2 separate regions of the Mus musculus genome follow, and region 2 is linked to region 1. Evidence: chromatin contacts called from ENCODE Hi-C data. All regions are on one chromosome and are shown on one strand. The core of a region is the stretch at or near the end of the contact, and the rest is flanking DNA. Distances in the headings are between cores, read along the strand shown.

Region 1 (5,409 bases), core at 2,413-4,912:
CAATGGATATGAAATATCCAGAATAGACCCAATCCATACCTAACAACCAGCTAGGTGTTGCTGAGTACTGTAAAGAAAGGAAAATAGAGAGTGATCACTTAAGGGACATAGGGTCTCCTCAGGGTGTCGGAATGGTGGGAATGAGACATTGGTGCTAGTAGGAAACACCACTGAGTTCTGTTGGTTTCAAGAGGGCTACGTAGAGGTCTCAGCAGAGAAAAGCCCTTGACAACCTGTGTTCAGTACATGGAGGCCATGTGGTGGAAGAAGAGAACCGACTCAGGCAAGCTGTCCTCTGACTTCCAGGTTCACAGCATGACATATATGCAAGACAGACAGACAGACAGGTGGGTGGATATGGATGCATGGATAGATAGATAGATAGACAGACAGACAAACCACCCTTCAGATGCAGGAAAGACACCTTGAACAGTCAATCCCTTGCTGCAAAGGCATGAGAACTTGAGTTCAGATCCCCAGCAGCCATATAAAAAAAAGGCAGATAAGGCAGTGTGCACCTGTAATCCCAGCTCTGGAAGGTGGAGACTTGGAGGCGTGATAGCCAGCCAGACCAGTCCATCAGTGAGATGGAGGCTCAGCAAAAGATGCTTCCTCAAAAAAGACAATGGCAAACTACTAAAGAGGTTGACTTCTGGGGGGGGGGGTGTATACACGCACACACACACACACACACACACACACAATCTGCTTTGTGTATTTTGTTCATCACATCCCTGGACCTAGAGCAGTGCCAAGTATATAATATAGAAACCATTTCCTAGGATGTGAATGGTAGAATGAGCATCCACATCCCCCAACACACTCAGTCCCTTTCATGAAGTTCCAGGAAGCTCTGGGTCTGTGGTTCCCAAACTCCAAATGCTCCTGGAAAACCCCACTGATTCAGATGACTGGTGTGGCTTGGGAGTTTGCATGTGTGACTCAACATCTGTCCTTCCCCAGGGCCGTGCCTGAAGAACATGGCTGCATGCATTACATCCAGCCACAAAAGAAGAGTCTCAGAGAAAAGAGACATCTGGAGGAAGAGCACGGCCTGGGGGGAGGGGGGTTCAGTTTCATACTGAGAGATCTCAAGCAGGGTCTTAAATTCTGTATGTTACAGAGGGAAGTTACAGGCTCAGGAAGGGGCAAGACATCCAGATGCAGACTCCAAGGGCCTGCCCACAGTGACCCACTTCCTTCAGGTAGGCACTGACTTCTAAAGTTGTGCCACTAGCTGTCAATCAAGCCTTTCATTCCACGCTGGTGGTTTTATCAAGGGGTCTCGTGCAACTTAAGCTGAGCTTCAAACTCACTGTGCAGCTGAGGATGACCTCGAACTTCAGGTCCCCCCCACCTCTAGCTCCTGTGGGAGCTACAGGCATGAGCCACCACACCCAGTTTTATGGAGGGCTAGTGGCCATACCCAGGACTTTCTGCATGCTATCTGGTCAACTCTACTAGTCACCTCTGAGTCACCTCTCCAACCCAGTACAGAAGTCTTCTGGGAACATCTCACATCCAACAATACCATGCTTCTGTGTTACCAGCGTAAAGGTTTGCAATTCAAGGCTGAGCTGGGGTGGGACAGGACAGGGAGAGGATTCACAATTGAGCAGATATTTACTGTGTGCCTCCTCCCACTGAGACAGGGTGTTGGAGCCCTTCCCAGAAATGTCTGCCAACTCCTGACCTATAGTACAGCTCTCTGAATGCATATATGTCTCTCCCAGTGTGTAGTAAGATCATTTGAACGGGGACCATATTTATCTCTAAGCATCTAAAAGAACAAACTCACTTCCCGGCTAGAGGCTGTGCTGGCTAAATGAAAAATGAAATATGAAAGGCAATTTCTCACTGGGCGTGGTGGCGCCCGCCTTTGATCCCAGCACTTGGGAGGCAGAGGCAGGTGGATTTCTGAGTTTGAGGCCAGCCTGGTCTACAGAGTGAGTTCCAGGACAGCCAGGGCTACACAGAGAAACCCTGTCTCGAAAAACCAAAAAGAAAAAAAGAAAAGAAAAAAAGAAAGGCAATTAGAAGTCCTAATGTCCATCCACTTTTACTTTTTTTCTTACATCTTTGTGTGTGTGTGTGTCTGTGTGTGTGTGTGTGTGTGTGTCTGTGTGCGCACGCACGCTCGTGATTTCTCCTGGATTGAATTGTCTTGCTGATTCATGTGTGGTGTCTGCCGAGTAGACTGAACTACAGCTGCCGGTTCATGTTTGGTGTTTGCTACTGGACTGGACTAACAAAGATTGGAATCGCCCCAAGAACTATCTCTAAACAGGTCTGCTTCCCCTGTATCCTAATAACCTTTTTTTTCCACTACCTCTGGTGGGTGGTGGCTAGAGAGGAGGTTGAACTCTTATTAAAGTAGGTTGTGAAAAATATAAGCCTACAACACCCACTCCAACAAGGCCACACCTCCTAATAATGCCACTCCATATGGCCAAGCATTCAAACACATGAGTCTATAGGGGCCAGGCCTATTCAAACCACCACAAGAACTTCCTGTGTACGGTTTCAGTGGCCTTTGTCTGAGGTCTACTAGATTTCTTCATGACAGTTACTATCAGGCGATCATGTGGGAAAACCCTGCCGCACAAGCTACCAGTTTTATTTACTGTTTTGTCTTTGTAGGGCTGACACAGGGGACTCCATTTTTGTCCTGCCGGCTTTCTTTCACATTGATATGCCGAGATCCAGTAACTCTCTTCCTAAACAGGCCCACCCCTGACACCACTCAGGGCAACTCCCCTGCCCTGCTTCAGCTTTCACTATTTAGTCTCTAATTCTGGGACCGAGGTACAGCTGAGGGCTGTGGGGCACAGAGAAGCACCCAGCTTTCCACAGGAAACGTCTCCTCTGCAGGAGGACTAGGTTTGCATTTAGTTGTCTGATGGTTCTTTTTGGGATGACCTTGGGCAAATATTTTCTTTGAGTTCATGTTCCCCTTCATTTTCCACCTTCACTACATGTTCATTTATTCCATGTGCATGCCTATCCTATCTGTGCACATGAGTGGGAGTGTGCATGCCTCAGCATGCTTGTGCAAAATGAGGGATGATCTACAGGTGTCAATTCTTTTGCCCCATGTAGGTCCTGGGGATCAGACTCAGGTCATCAGGCTGAGCAGCAGGCACACTTACCCACCACCTCACCATTCATAGACTGAAGAAGAGTATAGGGGCTGGAGAGATGGCTCAATAATTAGGAGCACCTCCAGCTCTTGCAGAGGACCCAGGTTCAGTTCTCAATGTACACACACACACACACACACACACACACACACACAAACACACACACACACACACACACACTGAGGCTCATAACCATCTATTACCCCCGTTCTTGGGGGTTAACATCCTCTTTCTGGTCTCCCCAGTACATGGTGTACATACAGTCAAACACTCGTATACATAAACTAAAGATAAATTAGTCTTAAAAAATAAAGATTAGTATGCTTCCTGGACCTTGGTTTACAAAGATGAGCAAGGGAATTCACTCTCCAGTACTCTCCTCATAGGAAAGAGATGCACAGAAAGACTAAGCACTGGCCTTTATTAGTTCAGCAAAGAAAGGAAAACGCAGATGACCCGAAACTCAGCAGCCCCACGTGATGCACTTCCCTCTTCTAAGGCAGGTCTGGCGTTCTGCCTACACTTGCGAACTGGCAGGAAGGCCGTCAGGAGCTTCAAGCTGTTAGTTTTCAAAATGTAGACGGGTTAGTAAAATGGAGCAGAATACATGTTCATTATTTCCCCCCAAGGCAACTTCCGGCCTGCTCACTAAGAGCCACGTGTTCTTGAGGTCAGAAGGCATTGTTTCTAAGGCTTCAGATTAAATAGAAGGTAAGCTTCTCTCTGCCCCAGCAGTCTCTGGATCACTGCCTGTCAGCCTGCTTGCTGGAAAAGAAAGGAATGAGAAAATAATGTTAGAATAATGGTGGTGGTGATGGTGGTGATGGTGGTGATGGGGGGGTTGGTGATGGTGGTGGTGATGGTGATGGTGGAGGTGGTGGTGGTGATAGTGGTGGTGGTGATGTCGGTGGTGGTGGTGATGGTGATGGTGGGGGGGGTGATGGTGGTGGTAATGGTGGAGGTGGTGGTGATGGTGGTGATGGTGGTGGTTGTGATGGTGGTGGTGTTGATAGTGGTGGTGATGGTGGTAGTGATGGTGGTGGTGGTGATAGTGATGATGATGGTTGTAGTGATGGTGGTGGTGATGGTGGTTGTAGTGGAAGTAATGGTAGTGGTGGTGGAAGAAAGAGGAGAAGAAGCCGCCAGCTGTTATCTCCTAAAAAAAAAAAAAAAAAACAAACCCTGTGTGTGGACCAATTTTAAAAGATTTGTTTTATTTATTTATGTATTTGTGTATCTGTATGTGTACACATGTGTATAGATCAGGTGTGCCAGGAGTCCAGAAGAGGGCATCAGATTTTCCTGGAGCTAGAGTTACATAGGAGATTGTGAGCCTCCTGACATGGGTGCTGGGAACTGAACCCAAGCGCTCTGGGAGAGCAGCAAGCCCTCTGGACCACTGAGCCATCTCCAACTTCTTGGATCCTTGGGACAACAAAAGGAGAGGCTGCCACTCTCCCCATCTCACAGGAGGAACAACGAGCAGTCAGGCTGGCTTTTCACTACTGTTGGGAGCCGCCCTCACATTTGCCATTATAAGATGGCGCTGACAGCTGTGTTCTAAGTGGTAAACATAATCTGCACACGTGCAGGGGCAGTTTTCCCGCCATGTGTTCTGCCTTTCTCGTGATGACAACTGGGCCGATGGGCTGCAGCCAATCAGGGAGTAATACGTCCTAGGCGGAGAATAATTCTCCTTAAAAGGGGACGGGGTTTCGCCATTCTCCCTTTTGCTCTCTTGCTCTGGCTCTTGCTTCTTGCTCCTAAAGATGTAAGCAATAAAGCTTTGCCGAAGAAGAAAAAAAAAAAAAAAAAAAAAGTAAGAGTTGGGAGTAATACGTCCTAGGCGGAGGATAATTCTCCTTAAAAGGGACGGGGTTTTGCCATTCTTTCTCTTGCTTTCTTGTTCTTGTTCTTTTTCTCTCTCTTGCTTTCTTGTTCTTGTTCTTGTTCTTTTTCTCTCTCTGGCTCTCTGGCTCCTGAAGATGTAAGCAATAAAGCTTTTGCCGCAGAAGATTCCGGTTTGTTGTGTCTTTCCTGGCCGGTAGCGAACGCGTGTAAGACACTACTACACTCAGGATCCACAAGCTGTTGATTCCAAATTCCAGACTGAGCTACCTGTGTCCCTACTGCTTCCCAGTCTCCATGTATGTGGGAGCTGTCTGAAATGACACCTTTATGGAATCCCATGATTTCCTTTAAGAAGTCAGTCATTGCCAGGTAGTGGTGGTAATCCCAGCTCTTGGAAGGCAGAGACAGGCAGATCTCT
Region 2 (5,846 bases), core at 683-3,182, 1.2 Mb before region 1:
AGCACAATAATATACACCTATAATATACACCTACTCAACAATTACATTCTGTGATACTCTGAAAGATAACCCCTGTGTATTCTAATGTTTGAATGGGTAAGACTCCAAAATAGGATGAAAGTGAATTCTGTCCATTAAAAAAGATTGCTCAATCAGCTGAGGTGGTTTTTATTTTTTCATTTTAGAGCTCTCTGAATGTTGGTACAATAAGCAAAAACAGACATTTTCCTTCTTTTTATAGAATTCAAAAGGATAGACTAGAAACCCAAACTCTTCGTCAAATAGGGAAGGGGTAATTTTGCAGAATATAGCTACTGGTCTCTGAAAGCAGGAAGCCCACAAAGACATGCAAAGGAAAGAATCAGACAAACAACCCACACGCACAGGACATGAGGTTCACACACGTTACAGAGTCTCTTAAATCCACTGTGGTTCTAAACGAGAAAGACCAAGGTTCCTTTCTGCCTTTGACATAGAGACGTAGTTCTCCTCCAACGATAGTGCCAGACTTCCAGCCACCAAGTAATAAGCAATATTCAGAAAGCAATCCAAATCTTCAAGCCGATCTCCCCCAATACTGAGCGCAAAGACCACCCTCATCCTGTGCATGTTGTGTTGGCTCTTTTACCCTTTGAGACTGGAAGAAATGAGATAAGCATTAATGAGTGAACAGGGGAAAGAAGGGAAAGGAAAACTAAATGGTGTGTTTACATTTTAAAATAAAAAGAAAGACCACTTCAAACTCAATAGCCTGCTCGGAAGATTTTAAGCATTTCTGCTTTTGAATTCTCTGGTACATCACACTAGGCTACCCTGTTGGTGGTGAAGGGCTGGGAATGGGTATGGCTGCCAGGCTCAGACAAAGGGATGGAGTTACCAGAAACCCCATGGGTGAACTTTCACCCACTTAGAAACATTAAAGCCCAGAGCTTTCTTTGGGAACAATAGGTCGGCAGCCTTCATCATTCCTTCCACGCAGGTAATCCACCCGGGAGAGAAGGGCCACACTATGTCCCTCAAGTCGGGCTACCCTACCACCTCTTTAGTGTAGAGCAGACAACCCGCCTTCCGGTGGCGCCTCCTCCGTTCTTTCTCCCTATTTCCTAAAACCAGGTTTCTCAAAGGCATGTCTCTCCACCTGAATGCTAACTTGCCCCTGCCAAAAAAAAATCCCCCAAATAGCACACCATTAGGTTCTTAGCCCGAGACACACAACCCCTCCGGACACCATCAGGAAAGCTGGACCTAGAGAAGCGTGCCTCAGTTTCCCTGTCTCTAGGGCCAACCACCGACAAAACACCTCAAAAAGCTCAGGCCAGACCTCCTACCCGCTGTAAGACAAACATCGCCACAGGGTGCTGCAGCAGCCTTAAGAGACCTCACGTTGGGGTTTGTATAAGGGTGGAGGCCCTGAGTGGAGTCGTGGGGAGGGGGCTCTGAGGCTGGAGTAGTCTGCTAGAAGCTAGCAGCAGCGGTGTCTGGATGGGGATCTCAAGGGCCAAGCTAGGTTTGCAAGCGGATGGAGGAGGCAAAGCAGATGCGGGGTCCCGGGGCACAGATCCCAAGCTGCCTGGAGGAAGGGGATCGCAGAACTGCGAGTCTTCCCGGGAGCCGGTCCTCGTCAGGGCTCGGGATCCCCCGGGACGGAGCACGTTCCCCGCAGAACTCTCACCGCTGGAATCGATTCCTGAACCGCATTGATCCACCGCTCCACCGCGGGGGCCGGGAGCTCCGTCTCTTTTGCACCGGCGGCAGGGCGCGCCGGCCTCATGGGCTTGAGCTGCTCCGAGGCCGCTGGCGTGCCAGGCGGGAGCCACGCAACTGGGCAGGGCCGGAGTGGGCCACACCGGGGGTCGGTCAGCACAGGGCCCGGGCCAGAGCAGGCGCCTGGGGGCGGGAGGGAGGCCGCTTAAACGGCCCCGGCGCCTCCCGCCTCCCGCCTCCCTGGCTCCTCCGCCCCCGGGTGCCTGGGCCCCGCCCCGGAGCCCGGCTCCGCCCCTGCCCGCTGCTCTCGCTGCGTGCGCCCGCAGCCACCTGCGCGTCACCGCGCCCAGTGGCCAATCAGTGTCCGGAGCGGCGCAGGGCTCCGCTGCCATTCATTTCCCTTGAAGCTCGGTAGGTGGGGCGGAACCTCAGAGCCGAGGGGTGTGGCTAGCCGAAAGGGGAGGAGCGCTGGGAGGGCGGTGCTCTGCATTAAAGCTTTGAGCGTGTGAGCTGCAACAGAGAGGAAGGAACAACGGTGTGTAGGAGATGGCCCACAATCTTAGAAGCAGCTGTGCCGGAAGTGGCAGCGAGCAAGAATCTATCTCTGCCTTCTAATCTTGGCCCCATATCGTTTATCCAGCCTTCATTCATTTCTGCGTCCTTCCTTTCATTTATTTCTTCACCTTTTACGCTGTGTAAAGACGGATTAGTAACACGGCTGTCCTATAAAGAAGAGATTGGAATTTCTCCAGGGGGATTCTTCTGGAGAGATCTTTTTACGTCCTCCATTTTATTTTCTATTTTTTAACCCAAGAAATTTCCAAGGAAAGAGTAGACTTGAATCGGCCCCTTTTGCTAAACCTCTGTAAAGCTAAAAGGACTTGCCAGAAGAGCAGATCCTAGGGAGAGAAGAGATAAGAGGTAGTGAATACACTCAGAAGAATACTGGAAAAAAGGAATTGACATGTGCAGGACCTGTCAGCATCACTCCTGAAATCCAGGTGTGCTCCCATCCAGGAAACCTGCCCACACACATCCCCCACTCCTCAAACTTCACCTTCTTGAGGGACTTAGGGCCAGCTTCGAAGCAGTATTTACTCTTTTTGAAACGAATGAAAGATGGGGGGATGCCGGGGAATGGTTTCACCCACCATTCTAGTGTCCTTCTCTTTAAGTGCCCCGGGGTGCTTTCCACAACAATTGCTTTGATCTTGGAAGGAATCCTTAGGTTCAAAATTATGTTACTCATTTCACAGGTATGGAGGCCAAGGCTTTGAAAGGTGGCACTGTTTACAATAGCCAAGTTATTATATTAGTGTAGGTGCCTACCAAAGGATGTAGAAAGAAAATGTGGTGTGTGTGTCTAGAGACAGCATGGAAAATTAGTCAGCCAGAAGGAAAAAAATGAAGACTCGGGAGTGATCTTTCCATTCCAAAGCTGCACACTTGGTTTAAAAGGACAATCGGCTCCAATAGAGGAGGACTGGATTGTTCTTCAGTGTGTGTGTGTGGGGGGGGGGGGGGTTACGAGTAACTACATTTCTGGGAACAGAGAAATGGATGGAACTAGATATCATCATATGAAATGAAATAAATAAACCAGGCTCAGAAATACAAATGTTAAATGTTTTCTCTCATATGTTAAATGTAGAGAAGTGGGGGTTGGGGAGTCATCAATGTAAAAGAGGATCAGGGAGTGAAAAAGAAACTTGCCCGATGCAAAACAGATTCCTACATAGCTTCCTCTAACACGAAGCACCAGATACCATCAGGTCAGTATGCCAACGGCCTCTCCCTAAGTTTTAAAACAGCACAATTCTTAAAACACACACCTGACTCCTTTTGCACTCACAGTAAAGCCTGACAACTAGCATAGCTTGAAAATCTACCAATTGACTACATGGCACTCCCCTTATAAACGATCAAGGGGCAGTAACAAAGGTACTAACTAAAAGATAACTGAAAATTAGCCACATGAAATGACAACCTAAGGGATAGGAACTGTAATCACAACAAATGTCCCACTTCCTTGGGGGCGGGGGGGACGACGCAGGGGAGGCTATTGTGTGAGAGGACCTAAGAAGTCTCTGTACTTTCCTTTTGGTCTTGCTCTGAACCTCAAGCTGTTAAGATGATTTGCTTTTTCTCTTTAAGAGAAAGAAATGAAATGTTGATGCCGTCTTCGACATGAACAGACTTTGAGAACTGTATATGAAACAAAAGAAATCAATTACATTCAGGTCACATATTATATAGCTGTAGAGCCAGCCAGCCTAAGTTTAGTGAGAGATCCTGTTTCAAAAGGTAAGATGGCAAAGGGAGACACCCGGCTTTCACCTCTGGCCTTCACACAGATGTGTTCACATGAACACATGCACCTACCTACATGTACACATACCTACAGAATTATGTACATGCAACATATACATGGGAAATATGATGTCCTTTTGCATCCATTTATGAGGATAAATCCCAAGTGTATTTGCAGAAAGGAAGTCCTGGCTTCAATTTAGGGCCCAGGATTGCAATGGTGGGAGGAGACGAGAATGGGAAGGTTTTGTTTGGTGTTTGTTTATTTTGGTTATTGGTTGTGCGTTTTCTTTTGTTTGTTCTGCATTAACAGAACATAACGTTCTTCTTAGGCTTGGGGATATAGATCTTGCTATAAAACTGCAGAAACATTTGTGGGAAAAAAAAAACAAACCAACCTGTTCCTTACAGGAAGGGATTTGTCATAGCGTAGACATCAGATGCTGCAGCAGCTTTTGGGAGAACACCTGCTCTGCTGACTGAGGTACACAGGCTCCCCAGACAGGATGCTGATGAGACTAGAGCACACCTGGGCCCTGGTTCCCTGACAGTGATGGACCAGTCAGAACAGAACAGAGTCACTCAAACTTTGACTTGAGATGCCCTGGGAGGATTAAATGAACTGTTCGCTCAGATCTGTTACTGGGTTTTGCTATATCTCCACAAATAGAACTTCTGGGAAGCTTTAACAAAGAAAGACCCTCCCTGAAGGTGCCGGGAACCATCCTGTGTGCCAAGATCCCAGGCTGAATCAGAAGTGGGGCACGAGAAACCAAACTGAGCACCAATGCTTATTTCTCTGCTCAGCATGGTTGAGAGTGTGGCAGCCACCTCTCAGCCTTGCTGTCATTCACTCTTCTTCATGATGGGCTGTATCCTTCAACCCATGAGCTAAGGAAAACCTTCCTCCCATAGCTTCTTAGTTGTTTGCTTGTAGCAATGAAAACCAGTAACGAATACGGGTACATAGTCTATGCTGCTCTTTCTGATGAGGGGGAGTAAGAGAAGAGGTAAAACACTCCTTAATCCAGAGGATGCTGCTTGAGGTGTTTTAGGACTTAGGGAGGGATTCAGCAGGTACAAGGGTTTGTAGACACGTAGGAAGAGGGAAGAAGGACTAGAGTAGAAAAAAAAAAAAGATTGTGAGAAGTTTTCCTAAGAGTATTTCCCAACAAATAAAATTTAGAAGCCTATTTAAAAATTGTCATCATTGTCTGTTTGTTAGTATTGGTTTTGAAAATGTTCCTCTTAGAGATCAGATCACATGGATCAATTTGGTAAAGTGGTTACCCAGGTTAACTCTTCTGACAGCGACAGTTGCATGCTTTGTTTCATTTTTTTTCTTTTTTCCTTAAAGCCACCCTGCCAAAGCCAGGCAAAGGGTCACGAGCCCGTGTGCCTGGGCTATCAGTCACGCAGAGGCTGAAGCAGGAAGATCGTGTGTTTAAGCCAAGAAGTTGGACATCAGCCTAGGCAACCTAGGAGGACCTCATCCTCACAAAATAATAATGACCCTGCAAGAGTGTTTCGTGTCTGTTTTATAAATGAAGAAGTGAAAGCATCAAGGGACTTTGTGAGTTGGTTAGATGTGCAAATATCAGTGAAAGGTTAAGAGGACAGGCTTTCTGGTCCCAAGCCCCTTGTTGATTCCTCTAAACATCATCACAGCGTATGTGCTATGCTTCCCTGCATGAAACAGCATTCCCCTCTCAACCAAAAGTAACAGCTTATGACATGGTACTGGCTGTAGTGTTTGCCTTCCCCAATTCAATGGCACCGGCTCCATGCAGGCTACTCCGACAGACTCATGATGCTCTTGCTGGTTATAGAAG

What was found. A loop is a pair of places that touch in the nucleus more often than their neighbours do.
Region 2: a loop to region 1 is called in a map of T-helper 1 cell, with 4 times the contacts of the local background. The contact joins the promoter of Mmd here to the enhancer-like site in region 1. A Hi-C loop is called at or near these places in 2 of 37 maps with a recorded cell type or tissue (T-helper 1 cell and T-helper 17 cell).

The regions. Positions count from the first base shown.
Region 1 is chr11:89,091,176-89,096,584 of GRCm38, reverse strand. Gm525 (predicted gene 525) reads right to left here. Exons shown (of 4, transcript NM_001033266.2): 4 at 3,521-3,699. Among named protein-coding and RNA genes, the nearest start is that of Gm525, 20 kb to the right of the region's middle. Within about 2 kb of position 3,662, at least 1 of the 3 ENCODE cell types and tissues checked has a DNase peak (open chromatin) inside an H3K27ac peak, as active enhancers do.
Region 2 is chr11:90,245,562-90,251,407 of GRCm38, reverse strand. It overlaps Mmd (monocyte to macrophage differentiation-associated), which reads right to left and starts at 1,932. Exons shown (of 7, transcript NM_026178.2): 1 at 1,673-1,932. The coding sequence starts at 1,698.